2 separate regions of the Homo sapiens genome follow, and region 2 is linked to region 1. The links are chromatin contacts, found by Hi-C or POLR2A ChIA-PET in ENCODE. All regions are on one chromosome and are shown on one strand. The core of a region is the stretch at or near the end of the contact, and the rest is flanking DNA. Distances in the headings are between cores, read along the strand shown.

What was found. Hi-C counts contacts between places; a loop is a spot of excess contacts on that map. ChIA-PET counts read pairs that join two places held with the same protein, here RNA polymerase II (POLR2A). Pooled maps may share reads with other maps.
Region 2: a map of CD4-positive, alpha-beta T cell shows a loop between it and region 1 (4-fold over the local background). The contact joins the promoter of MAST2 here to the promoter of ZSWIM5 in region 1. A Hi-C loop is called at or near these places in 2 of 168 maps with a recorded cell type or tissue (CD4-positive, alpha-beta T cell and CD4-positive, alpha-beta memory T cell) and 8 of 50 pooled maps. POLR2A ChIA-PET finds 5 or more read pairs at or near these places in 4 of 52 experiments (H1, WTC11, activated B cell and 1 more).

What each region holds. Positions count from the first base shown.
Region 1 is chr1:45,203,398-45,210,439 of GRCh38, reverse strand. It overlaps ZSWIM5 (zinc finger SWIM-type containing 5), which reads left to right and starts at 3,835. Exons shown (of 14, transcript NM_020883.2): 1 at 3,835-4,684. The coding sequence starts at 4,090. RefSeq lists silencers at 3,609-4,028, 4,229-4,388, 6,357-6,557 and enhancers at 3,457-4,356, 4,357-5,257.
Region 2 is chr1:45,800,021-45,807,062 of GRCh38, reverse strand. MAST2 (microtubule associated serine/threonine kinase 2) reads right to left here and starts at 3,451. Exons shown (of 29, transcript NM_015112.3): 1 at 2,991-3,451. The coding sequence starts at 3,167. RefSeq lists a silencer at 3,184-3,623.

The DNA.
Region 1 (7,042 bases), core at 2,586-5,085:
CTCATTCCCACTTCATTCAGTGTTTATGATATACCCAAACAAAGTGTTATCAGGAAGCACAGGTGTCTATCTTCTACATTTTGAAATAGAAGCCAAAATAAATTTTATTAAATAAATGACTGGGTTGCATACAGTTTGCTTGTCAAATGATACCTAAATCCTCATCTCTGAGTCTCACTCTATCCTTCACCTTCATCTCATCATTTCATTCCATGCAAAGGGGTTGAGGATGTTTCACAAATGCAAATTTAAAGATTTATTTCTAAGGTTGGATCAAAATTTTCCTGACATCAAAAGAGTTGTATTAAGATGTGAGGTATTCTTCCTGGTTATTGATTTTTGGTATTTGTGTTTTCACCCTGGGGATTGCAATGCTGTAAAATAAGTATCTTTAGACTCCCACAGTCTCCTTGAAATATGTCAATTCTCTCATCAGAGAAGAGGGATCAAACAGAGAGAGGTAACACAGGCCCAGAGCCATTGCTAGCCCATATGGTCACTTGGTGAGAATGAGAAAGAGGCACCCAGATGCAACCTGGTTGGTGCAGGGATGGGCAAATGGAGTGCAGGCCAGATTTCAGCCCCTTTTTGCCCGATGTCTAGATATCTTTTCGTCCAATGCCTTCTACAAGCCTTTATTACCTCCTTCCCACACTGTTGGTTTATCTCCAAACTCATCTTTTGCCTCCAGACTTTATCTTTCTCCTGATTCATCCTACATATTTCTGTCTGGTTAATATTCCTAAAACACTGCCTTTTATCATATAACTGTCCTGCTCAAAATACCTTTATTAGCTTCCCTCCACCAACCTAAGAAAATGCAGATTCCTCAAGTTAGCATTTTACAATGCTTTTAAAAGCTTTTCACAATGTCTCCTGTCTCTCTTGCAGTCTTTTCCCACTATTTCTCACCACAAACTTATGGTCCAATTAATCTAGCATTCTTGTTATTCACAACCACATATTGCATATTCCCAAATGTCTTATTTGCTGTGTTATTACCATCTGTATTTATATATTTATGTGCTTATTTTTTATTTTTTATTTATGTTTTTGAGACACAGTCTCACTCTGTCTCCCAGGCTGGCAGTGGTATAATCTCGGCTCAGTGCAACTCCGCCTCCTAGGTTCAAGCAATTCTCCTGCCTCAGCCTCCCGAGTAGCTGGGATTACAGATGCCCACCATCATGCCCAGCTAATTTTTGTATTTTTGGTAGAGGTGGAGTTTCACCATGTTGACCAGGCTTGTCTCGAACTCCTGGCCTCAAGTGATCCACCCACCTCAGCCTCCCAAAGTGTTGGAATTACAGGTGTGAGCCACCACGCCCGCCTAACATGGAGCTTATAGTCTATTTTGGGAAACAGACATTAAGCAAATAAACACATAAATATAGGCTAGGCGCCATGGCTCACACTTGTAATCCCAGCACTTTGGGAGGCTGAAGCGGGCAGATCACTTGAAGCCGGAGTTTGAGACCAGCCTGGTCAATGTGGTAAAACCCCATCTCTACTAAAAATACAAAAATTAGCTGGGCATGGTGGCATACACGCCTGTAGACCCAGCTACTTGGGAGGCTGAGGCAAGAGAATCACTTGAACCCAGGAGGCGGAAGTTGCAGTGAGCCAAGATTGTGCCACTGCACTCCAACCTGGGTGTGACAGAGTGAGACTGCATCTCAAAAAAAAAAAAAAAAAAAAAAAAGACAGTAACTGATTAAATCAGAATAACATATTCATTGATTCAAAGTGCAAATATTTTCTGAACATCTTCTATGTGTAGGCATTTTGGCAGGTGGTAGAAATAGGCCCTTACATGGAAATGGTTCCTGCCCTTCCACAGCTCATAGTCTAGTTAGGGGGACAGGCATTAAAGGAATATTCGTTCTCCCAAAAAACTCTGATAAATTATAGGAAAGAAAATAGTGTGTGTTATGGAAGCCTGTAAATGTGGTACCAGATTCAAGGTGGAGTAGGGATTATGCTATTTTGCAGTAATCTATTTATAGTTATTTACAGATATAAATCCATTTACCAATATAAACAGATTTCTTTTTCTTTCTTTTTTTGTTTTTTTAGAGAGGGTCTTGCTCTGTTGCCTGGGCTAGAGTGCAGTGGCATGATCATAGCTTACTGTAACCTTGAACTCCTGGGCTCAATCAATCCTCCTACATCAGCCTTCAGGGTAGCTAGGACTACAGGGTGTAGGCCACTAATCCCTGCTATTTTTTATTTCTTGTGTAGAGATGGGGTCTCCAGTCTGCTCTGTTGCCCAGGCTGGTCTAGAACTCCTGGCCTCAAGGGATCCTCCACTTTGGCCTCCCAAAGCCTTGGGATTACAGGCATGCGCCACTGCATCTGGCCTAAACAGATACTTATTGAGTACCTACTACACTGAATAAGCAAACAATTTGAATTACTTCTAATTCCAGCCAGCCTGGGCAACATAGGGAGACCGCCCCTCTACAAAAATTTAGAATTAGCTGGGTGTGGTGCTGTGCATCTGTTGTCCTAGTTATTCTGGAGGCTGAGATGGAAGGATAGTTTGAGTCCAAGAGTTTGAGGTTGCAGTGATCACCCCACTGCACTCCGGGCTGGACATCAGAGTGAGATCCTGTCTCTAAAAAAACTTTTTTTAAAGTGAATTATTTCTAATTCTTACAACATTTATGTGTAGAAGCATTATTACTAGCTCCCTTTTGCAAATGATTTAATAGAATCATGAATAGCATCACACACAGCAAGTGTGATTCACACCCAATTCTGCCTGTGCTCTTTAATTCTGAGATTACAGCAAAACCAAACTGTGGCTCCAGCCTGTCTCCAATCATTTACTCTCTTCTTACTCTTATTTTATCCTACACTCTAAATCTCTCTTACTTTGAAGGGCAAACTCAACTATAGAAACTCTTTTAATACAGTTCTTGGAACGTTTTAAAGTTGTAGAGATTAGTTTGTCAGCAAATTCTGAAATAATCTGAGCTTTCTTGATCGAGCAAGAAACAGTAACTTACAATTGCGTGTTGTTTATGGAGTTAGTGATGAAGCTGCCATTCTTGAGCACCCACTATGTGCCAGGCAGAGGATAAATTATAGTGAAGGAAATAGACATGATTCTCACTCTCATGGAGTTGACAGTCAGACATTAAACAAATATATAAAAATACAACTATGTAAAGGTGTAGAAGACTGAGCCAAGTGAGGAAAACATGAAAGACCTAATTCAGATTGGAGGTAGGGGATCAGAGAATTCTACCAAAAAACACGCAAAAGTGTTTTGTATTCTAGGATGCAAGGTGCTAAACCCTCCAAAAGACCCCACCAGGATGCAACCCCCGTGGCGATAAGATCTTGATGCCCCATTGTCAAGGGGTGGTGCGACTTTGTCCCACTCTGGGGTGGGGTGACCGCCGGCTTTATCCTACATTGTTGTGGCGTGAGGTGAGTTTTCATCATCCGAACTTTCTGATGTTTTCCCCTAGTGTCTTCTTTCCCAGCGTCTTTCTGCCAGATCTTCCGCTCTGCTGTGACAACCTCCTGTCACATCAGTACCGTTGGAGCTGGATTGTTTTTTTCTCCTTGTACCCCGCGAGCCTATAACTTCACGGAGGCGGCTCCTTGGATGGCTTATGGCCCCGCCATTTCATTCAGTCACACAGTCCATTCCTGTCTGGCCGGCGGCAGGTGGGTTGGAGGTGCGCGGGCGGGCGGGCGGGCGTGCGAGAGCGTCCGGCGCTCCTCTCCCCTCCGCGGTCGCCGGATCCGCGAGAGCGCTCGGCTCGCGTTCTAGGCTGTTTGCGCCTGGAGCGCGCCGCGGGCCCGCGCTCGCTCCCGCCTGTCTTCGCGTCCGCGGCGGCCAGGACACCGCGCGCCGCCTCACGCTACCCTGCAGGCCGCCCGCGTCTGCCCTCGCGGCGCGCTCCCGGGCCCGGCCGCGGTTCCCCACTCGGGCCGGCTGGCTCGCGGGTTCTCTCGCCCCGCCCCCCTCGGCGCCACCGCTGGGCGCTTGCGCGGGGCGCGTGGCCGTGGCCAGGGTCTCCGCCGCAGCCCGAGCAGCCGCCGCCGCCTCAGTCAGTCAGTCAGTCCCCAGCAATGGCGGACGGAGGTGAGCGAGAGGAGCTGCTCTCGCCGTCACCGGTCTCTCCGGCTAAGCGGCAGTGTTCGTGGCCCAGCCCGCAGGCTCATCACCCTCGCGGTTCGCCTGGGGCAGCCGGCGGAGGGGCAGGGGGCGTCGGCAGCAGCTGCCTGGTCCTCGGGGCCCGCCCCCACCTGCAGCCGGATTCCTTACTGGACTGCGCCGCCAAGACGGTGGCGGAAAAGTGGGCATACGAACGGGTGGAGGAGCGCTTCGAGCGGATCCCGGAGCCCGTGCAGCGCCGCATCGTCTACTGGTCCTTCCCGCGGAATGAGCGGGAGATCTGCATGTACTCCAGCTTCCAGTACCGGGGCGGCCCCGGCGCCGGCGCTGCTGGCGGCGCCGCGGGGGCTTCGCCGGCCGAGGAGGGGCCGCAGCCACCCCCCGGGGCCGCCGCTCCGGCCGGCTCCGCCCCCGGGGGCGTCGCGGCTGGGGCATCCCCCGGGCTGGGCGCAGGGGCCGGCGCGGCCGGCTGCGGTGGCGAGGGGCTCCCGTTCCGCCGGGGCATCCGTCTGCTGGACAGCGGCTCCGTGGAGAACGTGCTGCAAGTCGGTATGTGCTCGTCCAGGCGTTCTCGGGTCCTCAGCCTCCTCTTCCGCGGGTGCCTCTTCTCGGCCCGAGCCCTGGGGCCGAGACCCCGGCCTTCTGCCCAACTCCTGTACCCCTGCCGAAGGACGAACAAGTCACAAAAACTTTTTTCAACCTTTCACTCAGGTCCACCACTGCTCTTTCCTCCACTGACCCTCTACCCCAATTTCTTTTTGTTTGAAGAGTGAATAGATCTCTCTTCTTCACTCTTTCTATTCCCCACACCAAGGCAAAGAGAATGGGGAGGTATGACTTTTTGGATGTAATAATTTCAGAAATGTGTTGTCCTAATTTAAGTTTGGAGAGGAGAGGATTGTTAGTAAATCTGGAACAAGCGGTTTTAGAGGGAGCGTTTGAGGGACAGACTGTCAGAGGCAATCTATAGCCCTAGCCGATTGAGTCTCGATGAAATTAACACTGGGAAAAAAGCCCCAACAAAATACTGCATGTTTCAGACAGTTTTAATTGTCTGCGTTAGGATTTTTCCCCTGGACCGGTGATGCTTGGGAATCTAGGCTGCGGACTAACAATAACCGAAGATGGAAATGTGACAGCTTCTCCTCCACACCCCCACCCAAGGAAAAAAAAAAAAAAAGCCATACAATCTGGAGTGGGGGTGGGGTCTCTCTTCCTTGTCAGACTGGGGTAAATCAAAAGCTGGTCACGCTGGGTTTTTCAAAAGCTTCTCATTTAACAAGTCCTATTTGCTTTTATCTTTTTGTTATGGAAAAATATATTATACAAATGATTTCTTCCTTTACTCCTCCGGAGCTTCTAGTCAGTTTGTTAATCTTATTAAATATATAAATACAGTGCTTCTGATTTGTGGAATGGTTAAGGAGAAGGATAAAAAAATGATTAACATTGACTTTGCTATGTGGAAAATTAAAACACGAATTTTTTTCTATTTGGATTATTATGGCATTCTGGAAGTACATATCTTTATGCGTTTTATTGTACACTATATGCTCGTATTAATTGAAGAAAATACTGATTTTTGAAAGGAGTTGAAGGGAGGTTGTTTTTAGAATTAAACAAGCACAGAAAGACACAAACCCCAGACATCTAGCTCTCCAGGTAAAACCTGGAGAAAACATTTGAAAAATGTTTTTCTTTGAATCGTGCTGTTTCATATAAAGTAATCTGCTTCTGGTTATTGAGAATCATTGATTCCTGTGTTTCTAACCAAAACAACAGCATACCACAACTTGTTTTGCAAATGTGAAATGTAAATTTATCCTGTGCCAGAATATAGTGACAGTGGCTTGAGCAAGTTTTGTTTATTTGAAAGAGGTTAGTCCTTTATTTGTGTATATTTTTGAAAGAGTGACTTGAATAAATATGTAATTAAGGTGTACAGCTTTAATACTGAAACACTGAAAACATGAAAATAAATACAATCATTTTCCTATTAGTCTGTAAATTTTAATTTTTCTGAGTTTCGATCATTTATTTAACTTTTAAGATTCTTGTTTCAAATATTTTAAATGGAAAAGGATCAATTTAAGTGGTCATTTTATAGTAAGAGATGGATGAGGAAGAATTTTCAAACTTGAGGGAACAAATAAAAGAGAGGAAGAGTTTTAAAGAGGTGTCTATTTTTAAAGTAACTAAAGTGTCACTTTCCAAATGAAATAGGATATTTTGGGTAATCTAGATCATGTTTAAATCAGATATTTCCCCTTTATAATATGAAAGTTAATGTGGTTCTGGAGTTATAGGCTCTCTTATGGTAGTTTCAGAAGACACATATAAACAAACATGTTTTCTGATTGACTTGAGAAAAGACACATATAAACAAACATGTTTTCTGATTGACTTTGGATTTCAAAGACGAAGACCGGTGAATAAATTTATCACTTTAAGTTTATGCTACTTGAGAACCACGAGCTGTGTAATTTTTATTATTCTGACCTTAATTTAGGTTAATAAGTATAGGAGAGAAGGATAGCCTGTTCTGCATCTTTTTGAGTTCTGTATTTTGGTATGAACCACCTTTAATAGAGACTCATCCCCCATCTCCTAAACTTAAAGTTATAAGTAAATGACTTAATCTAGAGAGTAGGCTTTCTAAAAGTATTGCCAAGAGATGAGTAAGGAAGTGATTCGTATATACCAAGATAGTAATCGTGTTTTTCAGTTTATAACTGCACTTCAAACTCAATTAATTACTAAGTGATGCTAATTAAGAATTCTACATATTTCCTTACTGTTTCTAAACGATAGAACCTCAGATTTGGGAAGTTACTGAAGGCCGATGCTTTAGGAAGAACAGAAAGTTGGGGTATTTCTGTGACAACATCTTTTTAAGAAAAAGAGTCA
Region 2 (7,042 bases), core at 2,202-4,701, 600 kb before region 1:
ACTATTTCACAATGAAAACTTTTCACAAGTAGCCATGAATTATATTTCAATTTGAAAAACAAACTGGGCACTCATGCCCATAATCCCAGCACTTTGGGAGGTCAAGGTGGGAGAATCACTTGAGCCCAGGAGTTCGAGGCTAGCCTGAGCAACATGGTAAGATACCACCTCTACAAAAAATAAAAAATTAGGCCGTGGTAGTTCACGCCTGTAATCCCAGCACTTTGGGAGGCCAAGGCGGGCAGATCATCTGAGGTTAGGAGCTCGTGACTAGCCTGGCCAACATGGTGAAACCCCATCTCCACTAAAAATAGAGAATTAGCCAGGCATGGTGGTGCATGCCTGTAATCCCAGCTACTCGGGAGGCTGAGGCAAGAGAATCGCTTGAATCCGGGAGGCAGAGGTTGCAGTGAGCTGAGAATGTGCCGCTGCACTCCAGCCTGGGCGAGAGAGCAAGACTCTGTCTCAAAAAGAAAAAGAAAAAGAAATTAAAAAATTAGCTGGGCATGGTGGTATGTGCCTATGGTCCCAGCTACTTGGGAGGCTGAGGCAGGAGGATCACTTGAGCCTGGGAGTTCAAGGCTGCCGTGAGCTATGACGGCACCACTACACTCCAGCGTGGGTGACAGAGTGAGATCCTGTCTCAAAAACAAAAATAAGTTTTAGTAACCATCACAATACATTCATACAATGGAAAATTACACAGCAATGAAAAAGAACTGTTTCTACAAGCAACAACATGGATGAGTCTCAAGACATGATCCGAATGAAAGAATCTGGTCACAAAACAGTACACACTATGATTCCATTTATATGAAGTATTAGTTCAAAACAAATCTATAGTGACAGAGGTGGTGAGGGAGGTTACATCTGTAAAAGAGTAGTGCTAGGAGAAAGCACAGGGAGCATTCTAGGGTACTGGGAATGTTCTCCATCCTGATGTGAGTTGTGATCATACAGGTACTCATTCTGTAATATTTCATGGACTGAATGAACCTTTGATTTGTCAAACCTCAATAAAAAAGTAATCCCACACAAAAAAAGCTTTCGGTGACCTTAAAGACATCAGTTTTGGGAAAGCATAAGTGAAGAAGCCAAACCATATTAGAAATGTATACAAGGTGAGGAAGCTAAGACACTGAATACAAACTCATTTTTCAAGAAGGTTGTTGGGGAAGCAAAGAAGAGATAACAAAGTAGTTTGGGTAGGTTACACAATTCAGGGAAATTATGTTGTTTTGTTTTTATTTGTGATATAAAACAAAGAGAGTAACAAGGGTCTAAGGCAAACAAAAGAGGATGAAATCAAGGACATAAGTAGAGAAATTAGCCTCGGAGAGGAGGATGAGTACTTTTCTCTGAGACTGAAGCTAAGGATGAGAAAACACAAAAATCATAAAATAAAGAGGAGGGAAAAATCAAGTAATCTTGAACTCTACCATGAAATACGCAGTAAGGTCAACTGGACAGGTAAACTGAGACAGGAAAGGACCTGGACTTGAAGTTCATTGTACAAGTTTTGACTAGATGATACTGCAGAGAATGTAAAAGATAAGTATTAGGCACATGGGGGAGTAAATTGCAGCAAGAGGACAATGCTCAGCAGCTAGAAGCGGGGCAGAGATGGTCAATGGTGCAGTCTCCTCAGGGCTCAGTGGGGAATAAGAGGTGGAAGAACAAAAGGGGGGAAAAGTCCAAGGGCTACCTAGCATGGTATATAATTTTTAAACTGTCTAAAGGGCCGGGCACACTGGCTCATGCCTGTAATCCCGATTACCTGAGGTCAGAGTTCCAGACCAGCCTGGCCAACATGGTGAAACCCTGTCTCTGCTAAAAATACAAAAAAATTAGCTGGACATGGTGGTAGGCACCTGTAATCCCAGCTAGCCGGGAGGCTGAGGCAGGAGAATCGCTGAACCCAGGAGGTGGAGGTTGCAGTGAGCCGAAATAATGCCACTGCACTCTCCCCTGGGCGACAGAGCGAGACTTCGTCTCAAAAAAAAAAAAAAATGTCTAAGGAAAATGCTAATTTATCTGAGAGAAAAGAGGTAAGAGACCTATAAGAAGTCTTAAAACATTCATGGATGAAGTCAGTAGGATCCCGAATAGAGCTGAACAAAAGGAAAGCTGTCACTAGAGTTCATTACTACAGAACATTTTTCTGTAAATCCAACAAGACCAAGGATTACTTATTCTCCTTTCACTAAACTTATTACCGCTACTAGTGGCAGCTTCTCCTGCCTGATAAAACTGACCTTTATCCCCTACTCATAAATACACCTACTCTTGACTAATAAATTACATAAACATATCCTGTTCATTCAGAAACTCCATGAATATTTGTATGCTGCTGTGTTTTCCCAGTAATGTGTTTTCAGTGGAAAACTAGCAGGCAAACCATATATCTACGAATTCTGTTCACAAAATTGGGCTTAACACTGCTCACATGCAGGTGTTTCACAAGTGCTTTCTTGTGAAATAGATGGTTGGTAAAGAGAGCCTTAACAATGATTGTGAACACACTGGTACAAAAGTATAATGATGGCCAAATCAGAGAATGCTTGGGAGTGTCATCCGTTTTTACAATTTTAAGGACAACCTCTAGAAAACAGGATAACACTACATCAAATTGACTTACATCTTACTCTATTTACTCCTATGGATAACTCCTCAACGCCTCTTTAGTAAGCCTACTCGTTGCAGCTCACACACTCAGCCCACATTCCAGCGTCCTTTCGCCCCATCCAGAACCCCTGACTATCTCTTGCACCAATTTTTCATTCTTCTACACCCCCATTTCCAATACAACCCCAGGCCACCACTTCCATTTCTCCACTCCCCATTTCTCGGCCTCCCCAGACCTCCCACTCCTCCCCGCGAACTACTCAGACCCCACCCCTCCAAAGCTCCAGCCCGGGTCCTCCCGCCGAAGATCCCCTCCCCCACGGCTTCCATTCAGGTTCACCCTCCCGGATCCCAACCCGCCCTACCTGCTCCTTGCCCTCGGGCCCCGCGGGGCCCGTCCGCTCCTCCAGCCGCTGCCTCCCGGGCGGCGCTCGCCGGCGCGGCGGCAAAGACTGAGACAGCTCCGCTGCCCGCTGAACTCCATCCTCCCGGCGGTCGGGCGGCGGCGGCTGCGGTCGGTCGCGGCAGCGGCTCCGCTTCATATCTGCAGCTGGGGCCCGCGGGCGTCAGCGCCGCGACTGTCCCGGCTCCGCACTGCCCCGGGCCGCAGCGCAGCCGCGCCAACCACCACCCGCGGCCACCATGGCCGGACGGGCTCCCTAAGCCACCGACCCCAGCCCGCGGCGCCTTCGAGCCTTCTGGGGCCTCCGGCGCCGCGACCTCCTCTGCGCTCCTCACGGAAGAGACAGCATCGCTGACGCCTCGCCTTCTCCCACCCAGCACACGTTGGGCAGGCCACCCGCCGCCGGCTCAGCCGCCTGCCTACAGCCAGCCTTCGGCCGGCCCCGCCCCTCACGCGCGCGCACCGGGAGCCCGCCCGCCACCTCCGGCCGCGCGCCGCCTCCCGCGCACGCGCCAGCGAACGGTCGCAAAGGACCCGCCCGTGGCCCTGGCGCGCAGTCGGAGGACCAGAAGCGAGCGGGGCTCTCGGCGCGCCGTCAGCGGCTGCGGACTCCCATTGAATCTTTCATTCATCCATTCATGAAACTGCTGGGCCAAGCTCAGTGCTGGGGACCCAAAAATGAGTTCGAGTCGATCGGTGTCCTCAAAGAACTAGGGAGAGAGGGGCCGGGAGCAGGAAGGAGACAGAATAACACAACTAATGAATAGAAGGCTAATGCATGCTTTTTTATTTAGTGCCTGCCAACTCTCACCTAATTCTCACATCACACTTAGGAGGCAAATCTGCGCATTCTCATATTACAGATAAAGAGACTGAGGCGAAGTGAAATGCACCAGGTCACCCAGCAAATCAGTGATCAAACTAGACGGAATTCTGGCTCTTCTGTCCCTTTCCACCGTGTTTGCTCTTTCCGGACAGTAAGACAGTGTGGAAACGCCTATAAAAGTGGAAAAAGTGATGGATTCCTTCTGGGAGGAGGAGAGGACAAAAAAGGCATACAATGAAGTCATCGTGTAGAGCCCAGCCCAGTCTGCTGTGGCCTGGGTAGCCTGACCTGCTGCCTGCAGTGACTCATCTGCTCAGCAACATGTGGTGGTAGCTCAGCTCTGGCCTCCCTCTGGCTTCAGCTGGTCTGCCACATGTTGTGTTTTTCCTCTTTTGACCTAGAAGCCTTGCTTAAAGCCTTCACCCATTTGTCCTGGGCCTCTTCCCTGACCCCTTTCTGAGTAATAAAAATAGCCAACACTATGGAGTGCCCACTGCATACCACACACTGTGCATTCAATTCAGACATACACAAACAAGAAGTAAGTTGTATTTCCATTTTACAGTTGAGGAAATAGGCTCAAATTACATAATATGCTCAACATCACACAGCTTATAAGTCCAGAGCCAGGACTCAAACCCAGGTCTGCCAGATCCGGACAGAAAGACAGTGCGGAAACACCTATAAAAGTGGAAAAAGTGATGGATTCCTTCTGGGAGGCCGGGAGGATGCACATAACCAATGTGCTCTACGGCCTGTCACCAGCCTGCTCCTCTATTCCCTGTCCCAGTTCCTTACCACCCATCCAGTTGCCTCAACCAGAAACCTGGAAATCATCCTGGACTCCTTCCTTGTCCTTTCCTCACATCCAATAAATGAACAAGTCTTATTGCCTCTATAACCTCACTATTTCTCCAATCTGCCTCCTCTTTCCGTCCCATTGGCACCACCTCAAGTTTCATCTTCCCTCACCTACTTGACTGAGAAAGCCTTCAACGGGTTCACTTATGCCAGTCTCATTGTCTTTAAACTCATCCTTCAAAAAGCCCTCACAAGACTCTTCCTATATGTTACTTGCTTGCTTAAAACAATTAAATGGACCGGGTGCAGTGGCTCACGCCTATAATCCCAGCACTTTGGGAGGCCAAGGCGGGCAGATCATGAATTCAGGAGATCGAGACCATCCTGGCTAACACAGTGAAACCCCGTCTCTACTAAAAATACAAAAAAATTAGCCAGGCGTGGTGGTGGGTGCCTGTAGTCCCAGCTACTCAGGAGGCTGAGAACTGCATGAACCTGGGAGACAGAGCTTGCAGTGAGCCAAGATCGTGCCACCGCACTCCAGCCTGGGTGACAGAGCAAGACTCCGTCTCAAAAAAAAAAAAAAAAAAAAAAAACAGTTAAATGAGGCCGGGCACGGTGGCTCACTCCTGTAATCCCAGCACTTTGGGAGGCCAAGGCAGGTGGATAACGAGGTCAGGAGATCAAGACCATCCTGGCCAACACGGTGAAACCCTGTCTCTGCTAAAAATACAAAAAATTAGCTGGGCGTGATGGCGGGCGCCTGTAGTCCCAGCTACTCGGGAGGCTGAGGCAGGAGAATGGCGTGAACCCGGGAGGCGGAGCTGGCAGTGAGCCAAGATCGCACCACTGAACTCCAGCCTGGGCGACAGAGCGAGATTCCATCTCAAAAAAAAAAGCAATTAAATGAATCTCAAGATGAAGTGTAAACTTACTATGGCTGGCAAGGCCATCCAAATCTGGCCTCTACCTCCCTCTCCTTCTCCCATTAATCCATGTGGTGACAACTAATTATAATTATTCCAGCTACATGTACAGGGTCTGTCACATCCTTAGTTACAAATAACAAACAACTCTGACTATCTTAAGCCTAAGGGGTAATTTCTTAGAAGGCTACATAGAATGGATCACAGAGCTGAACAGAGATAGGAGAAAAAGGCTTACGTAGCTGGCAGGAAACAAGGAGCCCCCACAGACTGAACCTTAGGGACAATCTCAGGACACTGCTGTCACAACCACCAGGCAATGAGCTGCGCTGCTACTGTGCACCCCTGCAAAGTAATTCTAACCCTCTCTTCATAGTTGTATCATCATTACAGATCAACAGTCTCTGGCAGGAGAACCCACTGACTCAGCCTTGGTAACTTAAGGACCAGAACCCATTCTACCTTCTCACCTTCCATACTGGTACTGCGAGAGTTATTGGGCAGATAGACTCTAAGCTAGTCCTCCTGCTCTACCTGCTTCCCAGTATTTTACACGTTTATGTAATCCCTTCCCATGAATGGAGATGAGGACTGTGACTTGTTTCCAACCAATAGAATACAAAAAAAGTAACAGGATATCATTTCCTTGATTATGTTACATTATATAAGACTCTATCTTGCTAGAAGACTCACTCTTGCACTCCTAATGGCCTTGACAAAGCAAGCTGTCATTCTCTGAACTGCCTATGGAGAGGTCCATGTGGCAGTAAACTCCAGGCAACCTCTAGGACAGCCTCCGGCCCAACAGCACCAAAACAAAACAAAAAACTCTGTAGGTCCAATCCTACAAGCAGGAGGAAATGAGTTCTCCTAACAGTGAGACTGAGCTTGGAAACAGGCCCTTCTCCAGTTGAGCACCCAGATGGGAACACAGCCCACACAACTTGGTGGAAGCCTGATGAGACCCTGAAGCAAAGAACCGAGCTAACACAAATCTAGACAGAAACTGTGAGATAATAAATGCATGTTATGTTAAGCTTCTAAGCTTGTGGTAATTATATATTTGTATTACATGTTAATACAAAACTAATACAGCCAGATACTTTCTCAGCCTCCCATCAGCCAGAAATGGCAATGTGACACAATGTGGCCCACATCCACTTTTTTTTTCTTTTTTTTTTTTTGTGATGGAGTCTTACTCTGTCACCCAGGCTGGAAGTGCAATGGCTCAATCTCCACTTACCACAACCTCCGCCTCCCAGGTTCAAGTGATTCTCCTGCTTCAGCCTCCAAGTAGCTAAGATTACTGGCGCATGCCACTGCACCCGCCTAATTTTTGTATTTTTAGTAGAGACGGGTTTCTCCATGTTGGCCAGGCTGGTCTTGAACTCCTGACTTCAGGTGATCTGCCCACCTCGGCCTCCTAACGTGCTGGGATTACAGGCGTGAGCCACCACGCCC